Regions from separate parts of the Homo sapiens genome. Here region 1 is linked to region 2. Evidence: read pairs that join two places in POLR2A ChIA-PET (ENCODE). Cell type or tissue: A673. All regions are shown on one strand. Each heading gives the region's core, and the rest is flanking DNA. Links, peaks and the distances in the headings are about the cores only.

Region 1 (5,000 bases), core at 1-5,000, 130 kb after region 2:
GGCCCCGGTAGAAAAGCTGTATAACCGTGGCAATGAGGAAGAAGGGGAAGAAACCCGTGACCACTGACTCGTAGGTCATCCAGAGGTGGTGCTTATGGAACCACAGAGAGTTGTAGAGCCACTCCCGGAAGTAAGACTTGCTCCAGCGGGTTTGCTGGTTGAGCCACCGGAGGTACTTAGTGGGGGTCTCTGTGAGGCACTTGGAGCGCGCGGTATACTTAGTTCGGTAGCCAAGGCTCAGGACTCGGTTGGTGAGGTGCCGGTCATCCCCGAAGCTGCACTTGCTGCCTAGGAACTTCTGATGGTACCAGTCCTCCAGGAACTGCTGGAGGAGGCTGTTGCGGTACATGCCCAAGGGCCCACTAATACACTGCACACAGCCAAAGTAGGACTGGCAGGCCCGCTCCACGTTGAAGGCCATCCAGTACCGCACGCTGCTCAGGAAGGAAATCCATGAGTCGTACTTGTTGAGGATCTGCAAGGGAATAGAGATGCTGGGCCTCCTAAGGTTGCACGTCCGGAGGACAGACATCAGAGACCACGAGGCCTCCTTACCATGGCTTCTGTGGCCCGCTGCTTAGATTCCTGGCCATCGGTTCCTTTGGAGCTGGGAAACCTGAGGCTCAGAGGAGCCAACCACACACAATCCCTGTCCCCAGCACCAGCTCTACCTCCCTACTGTGTCATCTTATCTGCAGAGATTTTCCCCACTAAGTGGCTCTAGCAGTCAAAGCCACCTTCGGTCTCAGGAGGCAGCCTGTGGTGGTGGCAGAGAAGGGGGCTTGGGAAGAATGCAAAACACCACCACAACCACCTGTCCTGAGATTTCTGTGGTTGGAAAGTTGTAGGGGACCTGGGATGCTGCTTCAGTATCTCTGGCAGATTGGGGCCCTTATTCTTACCGTATTGACCAGAGCTCTTCAGCCCATCTCCTAAGAGCAAGGGCTGCTCAAGGATCTGACTTTGGAGCTACTTGCTGTACCACCGGCCAAAAAGGAAGTACCTTCTAGGATGTATGGCCTCAAAATACTGTGCCCCTCCTGCAGTATAGACTCTGCTCCATACCTGTTTAAGTGACTTCCCCTCATGTGGAAGAAGAGCAAGAAAGGGGTTGGGCAGTGAGGGGGGCGAGCTCTTTGGTGTCAGTGAAAACTGCCAGCGAGGAACCTCCCCCCAATACTAGGAAGTCAAGACACCCATTTCCCAGGCATATCCAATTGGATTAGGAAAAAGAGTCCAGACCCCTCCCCACAGATATCCCTGGTCTCATCTTACCTGGACATCTCCCCCGACTCCCCCTACTTGGGGATCCTCCTCCAGGACTCGAAGCATCTCGATGGTGCAGGCTGGATCCAGCACAGTGTCAGAGTCGCACACCTGCAGAGGGAGTGCGTCGTCAGCCCATTCTGACCTCAGACCTGCACACCCTGTCCCCCACCCCACTGCCAGGCTGCTCACTGCCTGAGAGACATGACCCCTTCACACATGACTCACTTCCAGCCTCTAGCTAAGAGATCTGCGCTACCAGAAGGTGCCAGAGGTAAAATGAAAGCTAGTAAAAGTGTACAGCTACCAGACTTGACAGCCACTAGGCTGAGAGGGAGAAACCCTGAAGACAGTAGGTGCCAGGCGTGGAGAGAGACATGCTTAGCACTGGACGCAAAAAATTGCTCTGGGGTCCTTCGGCAGAAGGGAAACGTCACTGAAATCAGATGGCAGGCACAGTAGGGTAGCCCAGGACTAACAGGCTGCATATGGCCTTAAGTGACCCCACAGAATTAACCACAGGGGTCCCCGTGTCAGCCTCTGACCCCTTGGACAACCTGCAGCCCACTGGTGGTTACCAGACTACCTACTTGCAGGCACCTCTATGAGACCAGTAATAAGGCTGCTGGCCTCTGCGCCCTCAACAGACTCCCTTGGCCGAGCCTCTCGGACCAGGGCACGGTATGGCTGAGGGCTCCCCCTGGAGGCTGCTCTGAATAGGCATGGAAGCTGCAGCAGCTGCCTCCAGGCAGACCCCAGGGCCAACTCTGCCCAGCTCTTGGGAGGCTTATGGCCTGATTCTAACAGGTGGTCTCATTATGAGTTGAACCCAGGCCACTAGTTGCCCTAGTGGCTGACTCCTTTTCTGGTTTCTAAAAAATTAGTGAAGTGGTACACAAATCCAGTGAGCATTGGCCAGGAGAACTGGTTTACAGACCTGATTTACTCTGTGGTCACTGTTAGGAGAGCAACAAAGAGATCCACAGATAAACCAAAACCCTGTTCTGTAGAAGCCTAAGATCCTTGTATTAAAGTTGCTGAGTAAGATTCCTGCAGGAAAGGAGGCTGCCTCTGACACCACAACCCCACCCAGCTTTCTCTATGTTGGAAGACAGGGTGGCCACAGATAAGCAGTAGAAGGCTAAGGGGGAATCAGAACAGCATCAGCACCAGGCTGAGTCCCTCATATGTGCTTCTTCCCACCTCCCCACCAGGCATATCCTTACATCCTGGTCCATGCCTGGGAAGGGCCCAGGAAGCCTCAGGCCAGACTAGCAGAGCCTCCTCCACTTACAGGCCAAGACTCCCAGCACTGCTGCTGTTCTGCTGGTCTCACTGCTCCTCCCTGCCCCTGCCCTAGCCCATTCTTTATATGCTGCTTTGCTTCCTTCAGTCCAGGGATGTCTTGGATGTCTTTCTAACTGAGCAAGGTTAGGGAAAGAAGAGCTCTCGTGCTGCCTGGGTTTCCCCACTGGCTCGGGCAGAGTTCTGCCTAGGAGGGAGAGATACCTCCGCAGCAGGCGGTTAGAAGACAGGCTGAGATCCAGCAAGCGCTCACTGGCTCTGGCCCAGGGCAACCTTATGCAGTGATCCCAGGGCTGTAAAGAGACAGCTCAGGTGTGTGAGCCTGTTTGCTGATCCACCAGAACCCAGATGGCCAGGAAAGGGAGATGGCAGGGTGGGGTGGGGGTGAGATCCTGTGCTTGAAGGGAATAGATGACAAAGTCACTGTGGCTTGAGCCTGTGCCAGGGCTCAAGGGCTTTTCCCTAAGCATTTGGGTCCCCAGGAAAGTTTCACAAGGTCCCACGACCCCAGGTGAACTGCAGTCAAAACAGCCTGCTAAGCTCTCCTAACTCCCTCCATGACTGAGGAGGTCCTGGGCCTAGGAAGCCAGAAAAAGATAAACATATCAACCCTCATGCAGAGACAACTGTCAAAAAAGCCAGACACGCAATCTGAGTGAGCTAATTTTAGGTGTGTACACCAGAGAAAAATCGTATTAGGGGACTCAAAATGCTGTCAGCAGACTGAGTTGGTACACAGGTGGGCTGGCAGGACAGCCACTGCACCTTCAAGCACTGATCAAGTGATGGGCAGCACCCTGCTCTGGCAGGCGTGGAGGTCAGAGAACAGAGTCAGGAAGAGAGGCAGCATGGATGCCATCAAGAATCCTGGCCTAGGCCAGGTGCGGTGGCTCACGCCTGTAATCCTAGCACTTTGGGAGGCCAAGGTGGGTGGGTCAGCTGAGGTCAGGAGTTCAAGACCAGCCTGACCAACATGGAGAAACCCTGTCCCTAACTAAAACTACAAAAAGTAGCTGGGTGTTGTGGTGCACACCTGTAATCCCAGCTACTCTGTCTCAAAAAAAAAAAAAAAAAAAAAAAAAAAAAAAATCCTGGCCTAGAAATCCAGGGTCCTAGGGTTTCTACTTTGTACTGAAAGATGTGGTCTTTAATCTTTTCAACTCTTGAGTTTTTTTTATTTGAAGATGGAAACCATATCAACCTAGTACAATTTCCAGGCTTATGTCAGTGATTGCTTTGACCAAAGCTGGGCAGGGTTTAATCAGGGTCCCGCCCCTGCCGATGCTCCTACAAAATGAAGCTAGTCATTCGCACCTGTGTCTCTCACCGCCCAGACATGACTTTGACACTAGGAAGAATGGGACTTTTTGGCCATAACTAGAATATTTTGAGTGTTTTTGAGGATGGTTTCTTTTGCTCTTCACCACGCTTTCTTATGAAGAGGTTCAGCCCCACGTTGCCATTGCTGAGGCAGTGCTGCATCACAGGTAAGAGAAGACTTGAGACAGACGGCCTGGGCGCAAATCCTGGCTCTGCACCCTACTAGCAATGGGACATTAGGCAAGTTACTTAGCTTCTCTGTGCTTTGCTTTCACCTTCTATGAGTGGAGATAATAGCACTTCTCCCTGGGAGTGTTAAGAGGATTAAAAGGGCTAACATGGAGCTGGGTGCGGTGGTGTATGTGCCTGTAATCGCAGTTACTAGGGAGGATGAGGTGGGAGGACTGCCCAAGGCCAGGAGTTTGAGGCTATAGTGCGTATTGATCATGCCTTTAAATAGCCGTTGCACTCCAGCCTGGGCAACATAGTGAGACCCTTTGTCTTTAAAAAATAATAATAATAAGGCCGGGTGTGGTGGCTCACGCCTTATTCCCCAGGAGCCATTCTCCTGCCTCAGCCTCCCGAGTAGCTGGGACTACAGGCGCCTGCCACCATGCCCGGCTAATTTTTTATATTTTTAGTAGAGATGGGGTTTCACCGTGTTAGCCAGGATGGTCTGGATCTCCTGACCTTGTGATCCACCCGCCTCGGCCCCCCAAAGTGTTGGGATTACAGGCGTGAGCCACCGCGCCCGGCCACCTTGTTGCCTTCTTAAGTGCACAGGTGTGTGCACAACCCAAGGGACCTAGACCAGACCTCAGATTCTTGGCGGAGAGTTTGCCAGGCTGTCCAGACTTATCCCCATGTACACACGCTCCTAGGGAGGCGCCCTTACCTGGATGTAGTCCACCGAATCGCCGAGGGCCTTGAAGGCCGTGTACATGACCTCGCGCTTGCCTCCCCACTTCTGCATGATGCACGAGAAGGTGCTGGCCCGCACCACATCCCGCACACGGTCCATGCCCTCCTGCAGGCTGGCCTCCGTCTCACCCTCGCCTGCCTCATGGAAGTTGCTGCGCCACACAAAGAAGCCGGCCTGCTCGGTGCCG
Region 2 (9,398 bases), core at 2,740-7,739:
CCTTTTTTTAAAGATGATGACATGGTGGTGTATGGAAGTGAAGGGACTTGCTCAGAACCCTACTTTGAGCAGGTGACCTAGTTGGGATTCAAACCAAGGTCTGTCTGACTGCAGAGCTCAGTTCATTCCAGCAAACCACATAATATACTACAGAGCAGAAGCTTTAAAGCCTTAAACACCCAAGGAGGCCATTCAGTTTCTTGGTGTCTTCTGTGCTCCATTCCATCCTGATCAGGGACCTGGCTGTGCATTAAGATCAGAGGAGACCATAATAGTGAAAACACATTATAAAAAGTCTGTCCTTAACTATGTCTTTGGGCAAGTTATTTTCATCTTATTTTTTCCACTAATCTCTAACCTAACATTCGGTCTACCAGTGCCACTTCATTGAGTTAATGAAGACAAAGTTATAGAACACATATGATTATAGAACTAGGAGGGACATCAGAAATTATCCAATCTAATTTTCTCATTTTGCAAATGAGGAAACTGAGGTCAAGGGAAGCTAACTTGCCAGAGTCACACTGCTGGTTGATTCAGCCAGAACCATAATGCAGACCTCTAACTCTATACTACCTACAGTATAAGGAATTTCCATCTAAGGAGATATTTAAAAATTTATCTTTAACAAGACTTCTTTTTTTTTTTTAATATATATATATATTTTTTTTATTATACTTTAAGTTTTAGGGTACATGTGCACATTGTGCAGGTTAGTTACATATATATACATGTGCCATGCTGGTGCGCTGCACCCACTAACTCGTCATCTAGCATTAGGTATATCTCCCAATGCTATCCCTCCCCCCTCCCCCCACCCCACCACAGTCCCCAGAGTGTGATATTCCCCTTCCTGTGTCCATGTGATCTCATTGTTCAATTCCCACCTATGAGTGAGAAATGGATAAATTCCTCGACACATACACTCTCCCAAGACTAAACCAGGAAGAAGTTGAATCTCTGAATAGACCAATAACAGGAGCTGAAATTGTGGCAATAATCAATAGTTTACCAACCAAAAAGAGTCCAGGACCAGATGGATTCACAGCCGAATTCTACCAGAGGTACAAGGAGGAACTGGTACCATTCCTTCTGAAACTATTCCAATCAACAGAAAAAGAGGGAATCCTCCCTAACTCATTTTATGAGGCCAGCATCATTCTGATACCAAAGCCGGGCAGAGACACAACCAAAAAAGAGAATTTTAGACCAATATCCTTGATGAACATTGATGCAAAAATCCTCAATAAAATACTGGCAAAACGAATCCAGCAGCACATCAAAAAGCTTATCCACCATAATCAAGTGGGCTTCATCCCTGGGATGCAAGGCTGGTTCAATATACGCAAATCAATACATGTAATCCAGCATATAAACAGAGCCAAAGACAAAAACCACATGATTATCTCAATAGATGCAGAAAAAGCCTTCAACAAAATTCAACAACCCTTCATGCTAAAAACTCTCAATAAATTAGGTATTGATGGGATGTATTTCAAAATAATAAGAGCTATCTATGACAAACCCACAGCCAATATCATACTGAATGGACTTCTTTCAATTATAAAGTAATACATATTCATAGTGAAAAAAGTAATAACAACATTACAGAAAGACATAAAAGGAAGAAAAGATGCCCCCTCTTTCTTTCACCCCTTTAGTCTTATTTGACACCCTAGAGGTAAAGCCATTAACAGTTTCTTGTGTGTCTGTTCAAAATTTTTTCTACACATATACATGTATATATGTAGAATAACTTAAAATGTGGAACCCCAAAAATGCATCTCTCACCTCAGACAGATGTTTTCCTCTGTATAACTGAGTTAACAGAGTCATATAATACTGCAACATGTCCTTAAGTTTGTAAAGCTGTAGGTATGATGTTCTTGTTAGGTACACCTCACCTGTTTTCCAGATCCGGCATGCTTAGGTTTCTAGCAGCAAAGCACATTTTGAGAGGGATGATCTTCCTGTCCTTGGTGCTGTTCTGGTGTTTTGGCGAACCAGAGTCCTCACTGCCACTAAAGCTTGGTGACTGGGGGGCTGCACCTTCCCACGGCAGATCTGATACTAATGATGGCTTCTTGATATATGGTGTTACTTCTCGGATGAACTTGACTATGAACAAAAAAATCAAAGAAGAAGGTTAGTAATTTTGCTTCCTATAATAAATGATAACTAAAGTATTCACATACATGCTATATCTATAACAAAGTGGAGGAAAGAGCTGGGCGCGGTGGCTCACTCCTGTAATCCCAGCACTTTGGGAGGCCGAGGCGGGTGGATCACTTGAGGTCAGGAGTTCAAGGCCAGCCTGGTCAACGTAGTGAAACCCCATCTCTACCAAAAATACAAAAAATTAGGTGAGCGTGGTGGCATGCGCCTGTAGTCCCAACTACTCAGGAAGCTGAGGCAGGAGAATTGCTTGAACCCGGGAGGCGGTGGCTGCAGTGAGATTGTGCCACTGCACTCCAGCCTGGGCGACAGAGCAAGACTCTGCCTCAAAAACAAACAAACAAACAAACAAACAAAAAATGGGGGAAAAAAGTAAGTTAAAGAGCCATGAATCCCCTGGAGATAGATTCTAAGACAGACCCATCTAGGCTTTAGATGATTCAACCTTTAGAAACTTCTCCATACTTCTACCCACTGGTTCCCTGTCTTCTCAAGCCATATAGAACAAACTTAATCTCTCTTCTACATGAGAACTCTGTAATTATCTGAAGACAGATTTTTCTCTTCTCTCTCCTCCCCATACTAAGCTAAGTATTTCTATTTCCATTCAACTCAATCAACTTTTATTAGCTACCTACCAAGTGTTGGGAATTAGGCTAGCCAGTAAAGACACAAGGGCAAATGAGCCATGGATTCTATCCCTCAAGGAATGCCCAGCCTTGCAGGGGAGACAGCTATGTAAACAGGCCATTACAGTTCTTAAAATCAAGTGCAAAAATAAAGTATATTCAAGATAAGGTATGATCTAATAAGCACAAAGCCAACTCAACTGATCCCCCTTGCTTGTTCAAAATACTCTATTTCCATTAATGTGGCCCCAAATGAAAATCAAGCTTTTAGTAGATAGGAAGCTTTTTTAAGTTCAAATTTAAAACTCATAAAATACTTGTTTTACTTCAGTCATGACTACAATTACTGTCACTCGAGGCATGGTGTTCTTGTTTCAAAAACTAGACAAACTGGCTGGGCACAGTGGTACACACAGTTTCTCCTGTGAATAGGTAATACATGCACATAAAACAAAACTCAAGAGGTATAAAAGGTTTTATAATAAAAGTCCAGATTTCTAGCTACCCTGTCTCCATTCCTAGAGGCAACCATTCAAAGAGATGCCTGGTATGCTAAGCATGTATGAAAATAAACACATACACATGCGTGTATATCTGATCATACATATGGTGGTACATTATGCTTACCGTGCTGCACCTTAGTTTTTTTATTTAATAAGGTTGATAGTCTTTTATAGGCCTAATAGTTGATAGCTCATTCTACAGCATGATGTGGTCATAGAGATGCCTTTGGAATCAAGAAGACCTTGTTCAAATCCTAACTGTGCTTGCTATTCAAAGCTATGTGACCGCACTTAACTGTTCTGAGGTCCTCATCTACAAAATGGGAGTAACACTAAGCAAATAAAAATTTCAGGCACATACTAAACATTCAATAAATACAGTAGGTACCTTTCTTTTTCCTTCCCTAAATTAGAAAGTTAGAGAAGAGTTAAAAAATTTTAATGGTAATCAGTAGAAGAGTTAAAGTTATTTTCTTATACGTTATTAAAAAAGATTTACTGAAATTAAGTATAATAATAAAAAATATAACAATTCCAATGCTAGAATTTAGATGTAGTATATCTCTGTGCTTTTTGTGCATAGTTATAATACACGTGCTTCTGGGTAGCTGCCTCAGGTCACCAAGGAGATTTTTTTACCCTAGAAAAATCAGCAGGAGTGCAGTCAGTATAACCCTTGAGCAGCTGACTCAAGCATTTCAATACATACTTCAGCTTTATGCTTTGAAGGACTTTGGCAGAAATTCCTAAGGTTTCCAGTTACTGCAAATGGCAGAGGCATGCTTTTTGAACATTTAAGGCAGTACACTATTGGGCTACCAACTGGAGGAAATTAAAGACATTCTAAATGAATTCTTGAATAATATAGTGGTTAGAAAAGAACCCTTAACGATCTACTCAGTTCATTCAATCACACAGTAGCATCACTGAACTGATTACTACACACATCCTAAAACAAAAACAGACATACACATACAATTTATGTATTGCCTTATTAAAAGAGCAATGAATTTTATCTGAGTTGATGGCAATGCAGTCCATACCCCCATCTAATTAGCCATCCAGAATGGCTGAAGAGCTGTGGATGGACATCTGTTTCTATGTTTGGGAATGGCAAAAAGTTAACAGTCTTCTGTTTCAGTCCTATGTTAAGGCCTTAACCTGGACACGTGGCTGGATAAGCAGAGCCTTTACACCCCCACATGGAGCTTTCAGTTCAACTCAGAATCCACAACATATTTCAGAATCATTTCATTTTTCCTGATAGTTGAAGATAATCCTCAAAATAATTTAATTAAACACTGATGTTTACAAACTGTTTTGAGTGTTCAGATGCTGAAGCTAATTTTCTTTCTTCCATTCATGTATCCCTTTTTTTTTTTTTTTTTTTTTAAGATGCAGTCTCACTCTGTCGCCCAGGCTGGAGTGCAGTGGCACAATCTCAGCTCACTGCAAACTCTGCCTCCTGGGTTCACGCCATTCTCCTGCCTTAGCCTCCCCAGTAACTGGGACTACAGGCGCCCGCCACCACGCCCGGCTAATTTTTTGTATTTTTAGTAGAGACGGGGTTTCACCGTGCTAGCCAGGATGGTCTCGATCTCCAGACCTCGTGATCCACCCGCCTTGGCCTCCCAAAGTGCTGGGATAACAGGCTTGAGCCACTATGCCCGGCCTCACGTATCCCTTTTACTGAACGTGAAGGTGGGCTTCCTCCCACCCCAAAAGCATTACTGTGATCCCTTCTCTTCTTTAGAGTGACAAAAACACATACATGTACTGCACACATGTACCTGTAAAGATGTCTGGAAGGAACTTAATCAAAATATCAATAGTGCTTATATACAGGTGTAGGATTGCATTTTTTTCTTTATGTTGTTCTGTATATTTAAAATTTTTGTTAAGTCCATAGTATTTATTTTAAAAACGTATTTAAGAAATGAAGAAAACTTATTCTGAGACCTTGTTCAAACTCTATCTTAATTTTATTTTTGAGACAGGGTCTCACTCTGTCCCTCAGGTTGCAGGGCAGTGGCACAATCATAGCTCACTGTAACCTCAAATTCTTGGGTTCAAGTGATCCTGCCTCAGCCTCCTGAGTAGCTGCAACTATAGGCACACACCGACACATCTGGCTAACTTTTTAATTTTTTGTAGAGACAAGGTCTTGCTATTTTGCCCAGGCTGATCTCAAACTCCTGGCTTCAAGCAACCCTCCCGCCTTAGCCTCTCAAAGCGTTGGGATTACAAGCATGAGCCACCACCCAGCCTGTTGCTCAAACTTTAAACATGAAAGACATGTAAACGGAAATCTTGAGGCTTCAAAAACTATAATGCACTGGATAGGATCCAAAATCCAACTGATTCTTACTGAATTCTAAGCTCTAATGAATAAGGTTATGAAGAGTTCCATGTTTGGGGCATGAGGCAGCATCTGATTTTAAACTGAATGCAAGTGGCTTCTTTTTTTTTTTTTTTTTTTTTTTTGAGACAAGGTCTGGCTCTATCACCCAGGTTGAAGTGCAGTGGCATGATCTCAGCTCACTGCAACCTCCGCCTCCTGGGCTCAAACCATCCTCCCATCTTAGCCTCCTGAGTGGCTGAGACTACAGGTGCACACCACCATACCCACCTAATTTTTGTACTTTTAGTAGAGACAGGGTTTTGCCATTTGCCCAGGCTGGTCTCTAATTGGTGAGCTCAAACAATCCACCCGCCTTGGCCTCCCAAAGGGCTGGGATTATAGGTATGAGCCACTGCACCCCACCTGTTAAGTGGCTTTTTTTTTTTTAGTAGAGACGGGGTTTCACCATGTTGGCCAGACTGCTTGCCAACTCCTGACCTCAAGTGATCTGCCCACCTCGGAGTCTCCCAAAGTGCTGGGATTACAGGCTTGAGCCACCACGCCCACCCTGGCTTTTTAAAGCTTATCTAGGCTGGTGCTGAGCATGGTGGCTCACACCTGTAATCCCAGCACTTTGGGAGGCCGAGGTGGGTGGATCACGAGGTCAGGAGTTCAAGACCAGTCTGGCCAAGATGGTGAAACCCCATCTCTACTAAAAAATATAAAAATTTGCCGGGTGCGGTGGCAGGCACCTGTAATCCCAGCTACTGGGGAGGCTGAGGCAGGAGAATTGCTTGAACCCAGGTGGCAGAGGTTGCAGTGAGCTGAGATTGTGCCACTGCACTCCAGCCTGGGCTAGAAAGTGAGGCTCCATCACAAAAAAAAAAAAAAAAAAAAAAAAAAGCTTATCCAGGCCGGGCACGGTGGCTCATACCTGTAATCCCAGCACTTTGGGAGGCCAAGGCGAGTGGATCACTTGAGGTCAGGAGTTCAAGACCAGCCTGGCCAACATGGCGAAAGTCCATCTCTACTAAAAATACAAAATTAGCCAGGTGTGGTGGCGGGCACCTGTAATCCCAGCTACTTAGGAGGCTGAGGCAGGAGAACTGCTTGAACCCGGGAGGCAGAGGTTACAGTGAGCCAAGGTCATGCTATTGCACTCCAGCCTGGACAACAAGAGCAAAACTCCATCTCAAACAAACAAACAAATAAACAAAACGAAACGAAACAAAAACCTTATCCAAAAAGGATACATAATAGGGCAGACACAGCCTACGGCTGCAAACACACATATTTGGATAAATGGATCAACCTCTTTTATAAACATCAACTTCTCATATAATCGTTATGTTCCTTTTTATCTCTAACTCTTACCTTTTCCATGCCCCAACTGGTGATCTTTACTATGAGTTTAAGTGAAACTAAGTTAGTCACACAACATTATTTCCCCTGCTTTTGCAAGCAAGTTTGTTCCTGGATTATTCTCAGAGTGGAATATCTGGCTGTGCATTTTGCACAGGAATGAGTTATGTTGACAGTCACTGTTAAAGTATTCTCTCAGGAGGATTCTCTCCAACCTCATCCCAAGCTCTTCTCTCAAGTCAGGAGGCTGATAAATGACCACCAAAAACACGAGGAAGGAATTGCTTTGCTTTGAGTAAAAAGCCTTTTACATTCTCAACTTGCAGGTGTCTTTCAGCTCAAGTCTCCTGGCCATTTGGGGTTTGAGTAGACTGCAGTCTAGAGTCTGGTGACATGAACCTTGAATGAGTTCAGAGTGACTCTTTCACTCTTCCTCTTCATTCTAAAATAACATAGCAAATTCACTAATTTATTGAGCTCCTACTATATACCAGGAACTGTTTTAGGCATGTAGAATTATTAGCCAGTGAATAAAATATGCAAAAAATAATAATGTAATTAATAATTTAATGAAATTCTAGAGAAATGAAAACTTACATTCACACAAAAGCCTGTACACTAATGTTCTTAGCAGCTCTATTCGTAAGTACCACAGCTGGAAACAACCCAAATTTCCTTCAATGGAAGTGAATGGATAAACTGTGATACAGCTATAGAATAGAACACTATTCAGAAATAAAAAGGAACAAACTATTTATAACTCAGTAACTTGGATGAATCTGAAAGGCATTATACCAGTCTCAAAAGTTGTATGACCCCATTATTGAAAAGAAAAAAATATATGATGAAAAATTCAGTGGTTTCTAGCCAGGCGTCGTGGCTCATGCCTGTAATCCCAGCACTTTGAGAGGCTAAAGTGAGCAGATCACTTGAGGTTAGGAGTTCAAGACCAGCCTGGCCAACATGGTGAAACCCCACCTCTGCTAAAAAAACAAAAATTAGCCAGGCATAGTGGTGCACGCCTGTAAGCCCAGCTACTCAGGAGGCTGAGGCAGGAGGCTTGAACCCAGGAGGCAGAGGTTGCAGTGAGCTGAGATTGCGCCACTGCACTCCAGCCTGGGCAACAGAGCGAGACCCTGCCTTGACTAAATAAATAAATAAATAAATAAATAAAAATAAATTCAGTGGTTTCTAAGGGTTAGGGGTGAGAAGGGATATGATTATAAAGGGATAGCACAACAGAGTTTTCTGAAACCATGGAATGGTCCTGTATCCTGATTGTGGTGACAGTTACAAGAATTTATGTATGTGTCCAGATTCATAGAACTGTATACCTTAAGGGGAAAAAATTCAATTGTACAGTATGATAATTACAAAATAAAATAAGTAAATTATACAGTATATTGGAAGATGTTAAGTGTAATGGGAAAATGAAACACAGCAAGGGAAGGGGTCAGAAATGCTGCCCAGGGTGTCAGTTTGTAAATTTTAAATATGGTAGTTAGGGTAAGCCATTAATAAGATGTTTGAACAAAGACTTTAGGAGATGGGGGAGTTGGCCATGCAAATATCTGGGAGAAACATTCCAGCCAGGGAGACAGTGTTAGGACAGTAACAGGAGTTACTAACAGGAGTGTTAGACAGTAAGGAGACCCAGAGTAACTGGAGCTGGGTAAGTGAGGGGGACAGAGTAGTAAATGGGGTCACAAAGGTAACGGGGCTGGGAGGCAGACCATGTACGGCCTTTTAGGTCATGGCAAGGACTTTGGCTTTTATTCTGAAACAGGAAGCTATTGGGAGATTTTCAGGAGCAAGTGACCACTATGTTGAAAATAGAATAAAAGAAGGCCAAGGCAAAAGCAGGAAGACCAGCTGGCAGGTTAACAGGGATGAGAGATGATAGGAGTTGGACCAGGGGAATAGTAGTGGAGGTGGTGAGAAGTGGTCAGATTCTACATCAGATTACATAAGGGGGTGGCAAAAAGAAGAGTCAAGGATAATGTCAAGATTTTTGTCCCGAACAAGGCTAGAAGGATAGCGTTCCCCTTGACAGCTTTAGAAGAAAGATCAGGAACTTGAGACATACATTAGACAATCAAGTCTAACAGGCAGCTAGATATATAAGTCTGCAGTTCAGGAAATGGGTGTAGGCTAAAAACATAAATTTGGGAGCTATTAGCATATAGTTGCTATTTAATGCCATGAAACTGGATAAGATCACTGTATCAGTCAGGATCCCAGCAGGAAACGATAGTAAGGGATTTAATAAAGGGACAACTTATGAAGATGTGGGCAGAGTGCAGGGAAACCACATGGAAAAATAGAGTGTAGTATCCCATGGCTATTAGCTGTTTCCACATGTAGGCCTGAAGGAAATAGGAAAGAGAG

The links. Peaks named below come from ENCODE experiments on the same cell type or tissue, not always from the same donor. Only the 100,000 strongest peaks of a DNase experiment are listed, where the experiment ranks them.
Region 1: POLR2A ChIA-PET joins it to region 2 with 5 read pairs; 3 of 35 experiments call an interaction of 5 or more read pairs at or near these places.

The regions. Positions count from the first base shown.
Region 1 is chr16:69,109,818-69,114,817 of GRCh38, reverse strand. HAS3 (hyaluronan synthase 3) reads right to left here. Exons shown (of 4, transcript NM_001199280.2): 2 at 4,787-5,000; 3 at 1,276-1,377; 4 at 1-475. Among named protein-coding and RNA genes, the nearest start is that of HAS3, 6.7 kb to the right of the region's middle. RefSeq lists an enhancer at 4,486-5,000. In A673, for the core only: CTCF peaks have their summits at 1,755 and 1,975 (motif pointing left); a DNase peak (open chromatin) is centred at 1,967.
Region 2 is chr16:69,238,322-69,247,719 of GRCh38, reverse strand. SNTB2 (syntrophin beta 2) reads right to left here. Exons shown (of 7, transcript NM_006750.4): 2 at 1,905-2,118. Among named protein-coding and RNA genes, the nearest start is that of SNTB2, 56 kb to the right of the region's middle. In A673, for the core only: no CTCF peak of the experiment used is centred there; no DNase peak of the experiment used is centred there; H3K27ac peaks cover 747 bases.